Regions from separate parts of the Homo sapiens genome. Here region 2 is linked to region 1. A link is a contact called in ENCODE Hi-C or POLR2A ChIA-PET data. All regions are on one chromosome and are shown on one strand. The core of a region is the stretch at or near the end of the contact, and the rest is flanking DNA. Distances in the headings are between cores, read along the strand shown. Region 1 holds the start of ZNF789 (zinc finger protein 789). Region 2 holds the start of PVRIG (PVR related immunoglobulin domain containing).

Evidence for each region. Hi-C counts contacts between places; a loop is a spot of excess contacts on that map. ChIA-PET counts read pairs that join two places held with the same protein, here RNA polymerase II (POLR2A). Pooled maps may share reads with other maps.
Region 2: a pooled map shows a loop between it and region 1 (13-fold over the local background). The contact joins the promoter of PVRIG here to the promoter of ZNF789 in region 1. A Hi-C loop is called at or near these places in 2 of 50 pooled maps. POLR2A ChIA-PET finds 5 or more read pairs at or near these places in 2 of 52 experiments (HEK293 and naive thymus-derived CD8-positive, alpha-beta T cell).

Annotation. Positions count from the first base shown.
Region 1 is chr7:99,471,023-99,475,427 of GRCh38, reverse strand. ZNF789 (zinc finger protein 789) reads right to left here and starts at 2,538. Exons shown (of 5, transcript NM_213603.3): 1 at 2,372-2,538. RefSeq lists enhancers at 2,249-2,538, 2,829-2,918, 3,139-3,298.
Region 2 is chr7:100,217,994-100,222,398 of GRCh38, reverse strand. PVRIG (PVR related immunoglobulin domain containing) reads right to left here and starts at 2,450. Exons shown (of 5, transcript NM_001397246.1): 1 at 2,371-2,450; 2 at 1,935-2,285; 3 at 1,726-1,852; 4 at 1,579-1,639; 5 at 909-1,471. The coding sequence starts at 2,428. The coding sequence ends at 1,148. It also overlaps a transcript of STAG3 not described here and the pseudogene CASTOR3P. RefSeq lists enhancers at 691-790, 811-910, 2,301-2,370, 2,431-2,560, 4,389-4,405 and a silencer at 1,331-1,380.

The DNA.
Region 1 (4,405 bases), core at 1,289-3,788:
TAACAATTACAGACTTGATTTTTTTTTTTTTTTAAACAGAGTTTCACTCTTGTTGTGCAGGCTGGAGTACAATGGTGTGATCTCTGCTCACTGCAACCTCCGCCTCCTGGGTTCAAGCGATTCTCCTGCCTCAGCCTCCGGAAGTAGCTGGGATTACAGGCACCCGCCGCCATGCCCAGCTACTTTTTTGTATTTTTAGTTGAGATGGGGTTTCACCATGTTGGTCAGGCTGGTCTTGAACTCCTGATCTCAGGTGATCCACCCACCTCAGCCTCCCAAAGTGCTGGGATTACAGGCGTGAGCCACTGCGCCCAGCCTACAGACTTGCTTTCTAACTCAGGATGAATTTTAATGAAATTCACTTTCATTTTAATGGATGCCCCTCAAACACAGTTCACCTTCCCTGAAAACAGTTTAGAAGACCCTTTGCCTTTCTTTTTTTTTTTGAGGAGTCTCCCTCTATCACCCAGGCTGGAGTGCAGTGGTGTAATCATGGCTCACTGTAGCTTCCAACTCCTGGGCTTAAGCAATGCTCCTGCCTCAGTCTCCTAAGCAGATGGGACTGCAAGAGTGCACCACCACGCCCAGTTGTTTGTAGTTCTTTTGTAGGTGGGGCCTTGCTATGTTGCCCAGGGTGGACCCTCTGCCTTTTAAGCAAAGAGGTACACTCTAAAAACTATCCTGATCAATGGCTCCAAGGCTGGAGCAAAGGCCTCATCCCTTTCATTCTCTACACCAAACTTGTCCAAACCTCAGCCTGTGGACCGCATATGGCCCAGGACGACTTTGAATCCAACCCAACACAAATTCGTAAACTTTCTTTTTTTTTTTTTTGAGGTGGAGTCTCGCTCTGTCGCCCAGGCTGGAGTGCAGTGGCGCGATCTCGGCTCACTGCAAGCTCCGCCTCCCGGGTTCACGCCATTCTCCTGCCTCAGCTTCCCGAGTAGCTGGGACTACAGGCGCCCGCCACCACGCCCCGCTAATTTTTTGTATTTTTAGTAGAGACGGGGTTTCACCGTGTTAGCCAGGATGGTCTTGATCTCCTGACCTCGTGATCCTCCCGCCTTGGCCTCCCAAAGTGCTGGGATTACAGGCGTGAGCCACCGCGCCCGGCTCGTAAACTTTCTTAAAACCTTATGAAATTGTTTTGCGATTTTTTTTTAGCTCATGAGCTATTTTTAGTGTTTGTGTATTTTATGTGTAGTCCAAGACAATTCTTCTTCCAATGTGGCCCAGGGAAGCCAAGAGATTGGACACCCCTGCACTATATTTACTGAATGTGTTTGTGAAGGCTGTGCATCTGAATGTCAGACTTGCTAATGAAAAATTAAATGGAGTCCATGTTTTGGGTACGGCCCTAGGCCAACCACCCACAGCCATGTAAGGCATTTAAAATACATTGATTTCTCCCTTGAGTTCAGGAGTTGGAGACTGCAATGAGCTATGATGGCACCACTACACTCCACCCTGGGTGACAGAGCAAGACCCTGTCTCTCTTAAAAACAACAGGCCGGGCGTGGTGGCTCACACCTGTAAATCCCAGCACTTTGGGAGGCCGAGGCGGGCGGATCATGAGGTCAGGAGTTCAAGACCAGCCTGGCCAACATAGTGAAACCCAGTCTCCACTAAAAATACAAAAATTAGCCGGGCATGGTGGCGCGTGCCTGTAGTCCCCGCTACTCGAGAGGCTGAGGCAGGAGAATCGCTTGAACCCGGGAGTTGGAGGTTGCAGTGAGTCGAGATTGGCCCATTGTACTCCAAACTGGGCAACAGAGTAACACTTCGTCTCAAACACAACAGCAACAACAATTCCTTATTTCCCTGAAAAGTGTGCGCTGACCAGGAAAGAAGCTTTTTTCTCGTCCGCATGATAAACTGAACCAATCAGCTACAGATGCGAGGCTGATCCAGCTCGACTTACCCTAGAAGGAATGCAAGTTGATAATGGCCAATTACAATCAAGATCACTGCACTTCCTCATTTAGCTTTCCAAGCTGCCATTGGAACAATTTGCCAGCTGTTCCTCTGCATGCACAATAAACTCTTAAAACTTTAACTGGAGGGGACTGTTAACTTTTGACAAAATCCAAAATGCCGCTTCACAATCACGTGAACACCTTCCACTAACAACCACGGCTCATCTCCCACTCTAACAAAACCAAGTCCAGGCGTTCACCATCCATTCATTCTTCGGACTTTGCTCCTCTCGCTGCCGAAGACTTGACACCGCCAAAAATACTCAAAAGCTGGTGCCACAGGCCCCGAGAGCCGCCGCACAAACCCGGAGCGTCCCCTGCGAGCCGGGGGTGTGCGCAGTGGCCTACCCCCCGCACCCACGCCCCCCACAACACTCGTTTCCTTCTCCCCAAACCTGCTGACGGCTCCGAATCTCCGCCAAGCCGCCTCCACCAGGGGCTGGGCTCTCCTCTCGGGGTTCCCGGGCCTGACCCGAGGTCTGTCTGGTCCGCGCCCCTCGGCGAATCACCCCTTACCGGAGGAACAGACACAACCACTCTGGCAGCCTCAGAGCCTCTCGCTGGCTCCACCTGCGCGCGCCGAGCGAAGCGTCCCAGCCAGCGGCCCCTCTAGGACCGCGGAGGCTTCACGACTCTCTTGTCAGACAAAGAGAGTGGCGCCCGCGCGAGTGGGCCCGAACCAATCAACGGCCGCCCTCCCCGCCCAGGCCAATCAACGGCCGGAGACAGCACCGAGAGAGTCACGTGATGGACAGGGCCCCGCCCCTCCTGTTTAATCGTAACATAATTTAGAATTATTCTATGATTCAAGAGCGACACAATTCGTTTCTTTGGCTGTGTGTTTGTGGAGGGGAGTAAGGTTATCAGATAAAAGAAGAAAAATGGGCCAGGCGCGGTGGCTTACGCCTGTAATCCCAGCACTTTGGGAGGCAGAGGCCGGCGGATCAGGTCAAGAGATTTAGATCATCCTGGCCAACATGGTGAAACCCCTTCTCTACTAAAAATACAAAAAAATTGCCGGGCGCGGTGGCTCACGCCTGTAATCCCAGCACTCTGGGAGGCCGAGGCGGGTGGATCACCTGAGGTCGGGAGTTCGATACCAGCCTGACCAACAATGGAGAAACCCGTCTCTACTAAAAATACAAATAAAATTAGCCGGGCATGGTGGTGCCTGCCTGTAACCCCGGCTACTCGGGAGGCTGAGGCAGGAGAAGCGCTTGAACCCGGGAGGCGGAGGTTGCGGTGAGCCGAGATTGCGCCACCGCACTCCAGCCTGGGTGACAGAGCGAGACTCCGTCTCAAAAAAAAAAAAAAAAAAAAAAAAATTAGCTGGGCATGGTGGCGGCGTGCCTGTAGTGCCAGCTACTCGGGAGGCTGAGGCAGGAGAATCACTTGAACTCGGGAGGCGGAGCTTGCAGTGAGCCGAGATCCCACCACTGCACTCCAGACTGGCGACAGAGCGAGACTCTGTCTCAAAAAAAAAAAAAAGAATATTAGATCTTAATTAAAAGGATAATTGTGTGGCTTATGTAAATTACCCCCAAAATACAGTTTTAATGTGAGTAAGGGGTTAATTTTTTTTCTTTTTTTTTTGAGACAGTCTCGCTCTCGCCCAGGCTGGAGTGCAGTGGCGCGATCTCGGCTCACTGCAAGCTCCGCCTCCCGGGTTCACGCCATTCTCCTGCGTCAGCCTCCTGAGTAGCTGGGACTACAGGCGCCCGCTACCACTCCCGGCTAATTTTTTTTGTGTGTGTGTTTTTAGTAGAGACGGGGTTTCACCATTTTGGCCAGGCTGGTCTCGAACTCCTGACCTCAAGTGATCCGCCTGCCTTGGCCTCCCAAGTTTTGTTTGTTTTTTATTTCTTCTAAACAAAACAAAACAAACAGGATACACGTGCAGAACGTGCAGGTTTGTTACATGTGCCATGGTGGTTTGCTGCACCTATTGACCCATCCTCTAAGTTCCCTCCCCTTACCCCCGACTCCCCAAAAGGCCCAGGTGTGTGTTGTTCCCCTCTCTGTGTCCATGCGTTCTCAATATTCAATTCCCACTTATGAATGAGAACATGCTGTGTTTGGTTTTCTGTTCCTGTGTTAGTTTGCTGAGGCTGATGGCCACCAGCTTCATCCATGTCCCTGCAAAGGACAGGATCTCATTCCTTTTTGTGGCTGCTTAGTATTCCATGGTGTATTTGTACCACATTTTCTTTATCCAGTCTACCACTGATGGGCATTTGGGTTGGTTCCATGTCTTTGCTATTGTAAATAGTGTTGCAATAAACATATGTGTGTTGGCTGAGTGCAGTGGCTCACGCCTGCAATTCCAGCACTTTGGGAGGTCAAGGCAGGCAGATTACCTGAGATCAGGAGTTCGAGACCAGCCTGGCCAACATGGTGAAACCCCGTCACTACTAAAAATACAAAAATTA
Region 2 (4,405 bases), core at 1,201-3,700, 750 kb before region 1:
TTCCAGAGCTAGTCTGAGCGGGGAGACAAAGACCCGCCCCAGAACTAGTCTGAGGTGGGAGACATGGACCTGCCCTGGAGCTAGTCTGAGGTGGGAGACACAGACCCGCCCCGGAGCTAGTCTGATGGGGGAGACACGGACCCGCCCCAGAGCTAGTTTAAATGGGGAGACACAGACCTGCCCTGGAGCTAGTCTGAGGTGGGAGACATGGACCTGCCCCAGAGATAGTCTGAAGGGGGAGACACGGACCAGCCCCAAAGCTGGTCTGAGGTGGGAGACAGGGACCCACCCTGGAACTAGTTTGGGGTGGGAGACACGGACCCGCCCTGGAACTAGGCTGAGGGGGAGACACAGCTCTACCAAGCAGAAAGGTTGGCTCTGGATGGAACATTTTGTGGGGAGTCCCCCATGTCTGTGAAGGCCTCTGCCTTCCCCGAGAGGAGGCGGGGGAAGTGATTGAGGGAAGATTTCAGGTGAGTCCCCCTACTCTCCACACCCTGCCTAACGCCAGCTGTGGAAGGAGGGCATCAGGACCCCAGCCCAGGCCACAGCAGGGAGCCCAGCAGAGGGAAGCCAGGTCAAACCACAGGGACTTCTCTCAGGCCAAAGCCCCAGGAACCCTTGCTGTTGTCCTAGAACATGGTGGGATTGGAGCAGAGACCATCCCACTGGGATCCCCCAGCCCTATCTAGGCAGCCACAGGTGTCCCTCAGGAAGCTCCCCCAACACCCCTGCCACTCTGAGAAGCCAGGACAGATCTCTAAGATTGGGACACTGCCCTCTCCCTGGGCCAACCCCAGCCCTGCAATGAGGCCCCAACCCACTCTGGTTCTCACCTGGCTTCTGCCTCCCAGGGGTGGAGACTGCCTCCCCACTCTCTTCACCCCCAAAGAAGAAGCACAGCCGAGGCCGACATCAGAGAAACTGTGTTGCTGACTTAGTTGCAGCAGGAAATGACTGAAATGGGGTAACTGTCACTCACACACTCACACCTGTGCCCACACACGCACACACAGAGACCACATCCGCAGCAGGTGGGCCTGGCCAGACACCTATGGGACACTTATTGGAGGCCCAAGAATTAAAGTAAGGGGGTGACACCCAGGAGGCCTGGGAGGGGGAAAGCCCAGTGGCCTCATGGTCTCTCTCATCGAACTCCTAAGGGTCCTTCCATGGCCCTGGGCCCCCGAGGGTCAGGGAAAAGAGTGAGGCCGGGACCAGTGTGAGGAGGCCTCTCCCCTGCCTGAGCGTAGAGTCCATTCTCAACAGAGACAAAGCTGCCACGTGCAGGGATGGGTGTGGAGGCCCAGGCGGCAGGGCCCTGGGGCCGGTGTGCAGCGTGGGTGGGGAGTGACGCCCACCAGGACGGCCCCCCATGGGGGTGAGCTGTGTCCAAAGTAGCTGGGCGGCAGCTGGTGTTGATAGTGGCATAAGGGACGTGAAGAGCAGCCTGGGAGGCCTGGCTTGGTGCCTGCGCGGGGGAAGGAGGGTCAAGTGAGTCTGCACAGCTTGGGCCCAGCCCTGGCCCCCCTGCCCCTGCCCCTGTCACCTCATCCCCAAAGCAGGTCCCCTCCTCACCCATGCTCGTGCTCTCGGTGCCTGGGGGCTGGTGCGGGACGGCTGGAGCCTAGGGGCAGGGCTGGGAGAGAGCAAGGATGGTCAGAGCTCTGCAGGGCATGTGGCCATCCCAGTGTCAGGGGGACGTGGACAGGGACCAGGTCTCACCGGTGCTTATGTCGGCGCAGCAGATGAAGGAGGTAGACACAGCCAAAGAGGAGGACTCCTGAGACCCCCAAGATCCCGGCCAGGTCTGCCCGCAGAATGGGGGCAGGAGTCGGCGGGGCAGAGAGCCCTGGGCACGGAGACAAGAATCAGATGGGTGGCCAGTTCCCGAGCCCCTCCCTGCCCTCCTGGACCCCTCGCCCCGGCCCCACCTGGGTCTGAGCTGGGCGGGAGGCTCCCACAGGCCTCCCAGGAGCCCTCAGGGAAGGACGCAAACTTGCAGCAGAAGGTGGTGTTGGCGCAGGGGCTGCTGGCCCCAGAGCCTTCCAGGATGAGAGAGATGCTGCTCTGGGTTTCCCAGCGGGCCTGGCGAGCAGGGGCCCATTGCCGGATGCCACGTTCTGGGTGCAACACAGCCAGCGTGGTCCCCCCAGCACCGTTGGGGCCCCCCCAGCTCACAGTCACCAGGGAGATGGAGCCAGACCCCAGGAACCCACAACGGATGGTGAAGGACGAGAGCTCGGTGGCCTCCATCCGAACTTGAACCCACACCTCCGGGGTCCCTGTGGAACAGCAGCAAGGTCGGTGGGCTGTTGTCCTACATCACCCTCCCTGCAGCCCCTGCCCCTCTCTGGTGCCGGCACTCACCCGCAGTGACACACAAGGTCAGCAGCACCCAGGGCAGGACCAGGGTCCGGTGCCCCATGGCCCCCTCCAGTCCAGGTTCTGGGGGCTGCAGGGCCGGCACCTGTGCCTCTGTTCTCATCGCAGGAAGTCTTCATGTTGTCAGCAGCCAAACAGCCACTTCCTTCTCTCCTCTCACACCTTCCCCAGAGGTGGTGAGCACAAAGTGGCTGATTCCCTTCTTAAAGTGACAGTGAGGGCCTGCTCAGTCCCCAAGGCTGTGCTTCCAGGTAACAAGGCAGGGCGGCACAGGTGGGTGAGAACCCAGCCCTGGCTAGGCCTGGGGAGGCCAGGGGAGGGGCAGAGAAGCTGTCAGGGGCTAGAAGGACTCCCCTTCCCTGGACAGCAAGGGGTGCCGGGCTTCCCTAAGAAAGGGCTCTGTCCCGCCCCTCACCCAGCTAAGGAATCGGAGGAGAAAGCCCCTGGGAGTGGGAAGCCAGCAGGGAGGACCTGAGAGCCAGCCCAGCATGCATGACCCACTACCAATCTGATGTGGGTCCCACGCTTACACCTGCAATGCAGGCCTCCCCCACAACCCCCAGCCTGGCTCGCCCACTACCCACTCATACCTCCTGATCTACCCTGAACGCACCCCATACTGGGCTCTGCCCCAGGCGCTGTCTCCTCGTCATAGGTGATGGCAACTGGCTTCTGGCTGCTCGGGCCCAAAGCACAGCCACCAGTGCCTCTTCCCTTTCACTTCCAACGCACCAAGATTGTGTCAGCAAACAGCAGTCCTCTGCCCTAGCAGTGCAGAAGCCAGGAGTTGAACCCATGTCTCTCACCAGGTTAAGCTGCCTCGCTAAGTTTGGATGTGACCTCAGAAACAGAGGCTACTCCAGCAATACAAGATACTTTATTTTTCGGCTTCTACCTATGCCACCCAATCCCTTCACTGGGCCTAACTTAGTGAATCAAATTAAGTATATTTCCCTCCAAGTTGCCCCAGGATTCTGGGCTCCTTTGCACACTACAGGTTTTCTCTAAACGCCCTGGGTTTATCTATCCTTTGGTGAATTTTCAACTCTTCTTATTTCTCTGCCCTGTCCTGACCAAAAATCTTCAGTGCCTGTTTCTCTCTGCCATCCAAATCCCACACACATCTAGGGGTGAATCGGTGAATCTGCGCTGATGAGTGACACGTTTTGTGAATCCTTTCTAGGATCTCAGTATTTCATCCTATCCCGAGGGAAGGCTCTAAAGAGCTCAAGGAAGACCTCACGATGTCTATGTGTGAGAAGAAACCTTTCACCCCTTCACTATCACACCCCATCATCCAAGCACACACTCCTCTTTCATCCCATAAACCCCAGTCAGTGTCACCTGGAGTTATAAGGATGCGGTGACTTACCTAGTAACGGAAGACTCTCAGTAATCTGAAAAAGAAAAATCCCTTCACTTTATAACTGAGGAGATAACACCAACAAGTCACTTCCAGCAGAGCTCATGGCCACAGTGCAAGTTAAAAAAGGTAAAGCCTTATTGAAAATAATCTTAAAACAATTATTCAATATTAACAGACAATGCCCAGCAGTGCCATGTGGGAGGCAAGCCACCCAGCTGCCAAGGCAAGAGACCGAGGGCACAAGCTGTTCCAGTATAATAAAGAAAATACATAGAATAAGAATAGTTATACTAGAAATAGATTATAGCTATGATTATATATATTACTAATCATTAGTTTATAGCATAACTCTTTATTCCAATATTATAATAATCTTTGTTCTACAATTATAACCTAGGAAAAACCAGGCCATACAGAGATAGGAGCTGAAGGGACATGCTGAGAAGTGACCAGAAGGCAGGAGTGTGAACCCTCTGTCATGCCCGGACAGGGCCACTAGAGGGCTCCCTGGTCTAGTGGTAATGCCAGTGCCTGGGAAGGCACCCGTTACTTAGCAGACCTTGGTCTAGCAGTGGTGCCAGTGCCTGGGAAGATAACTGTTACTTAGCAGACCGGGAAAGGGAGACTCCCTTTCCCTGGGGGAGTTAGAGAAGA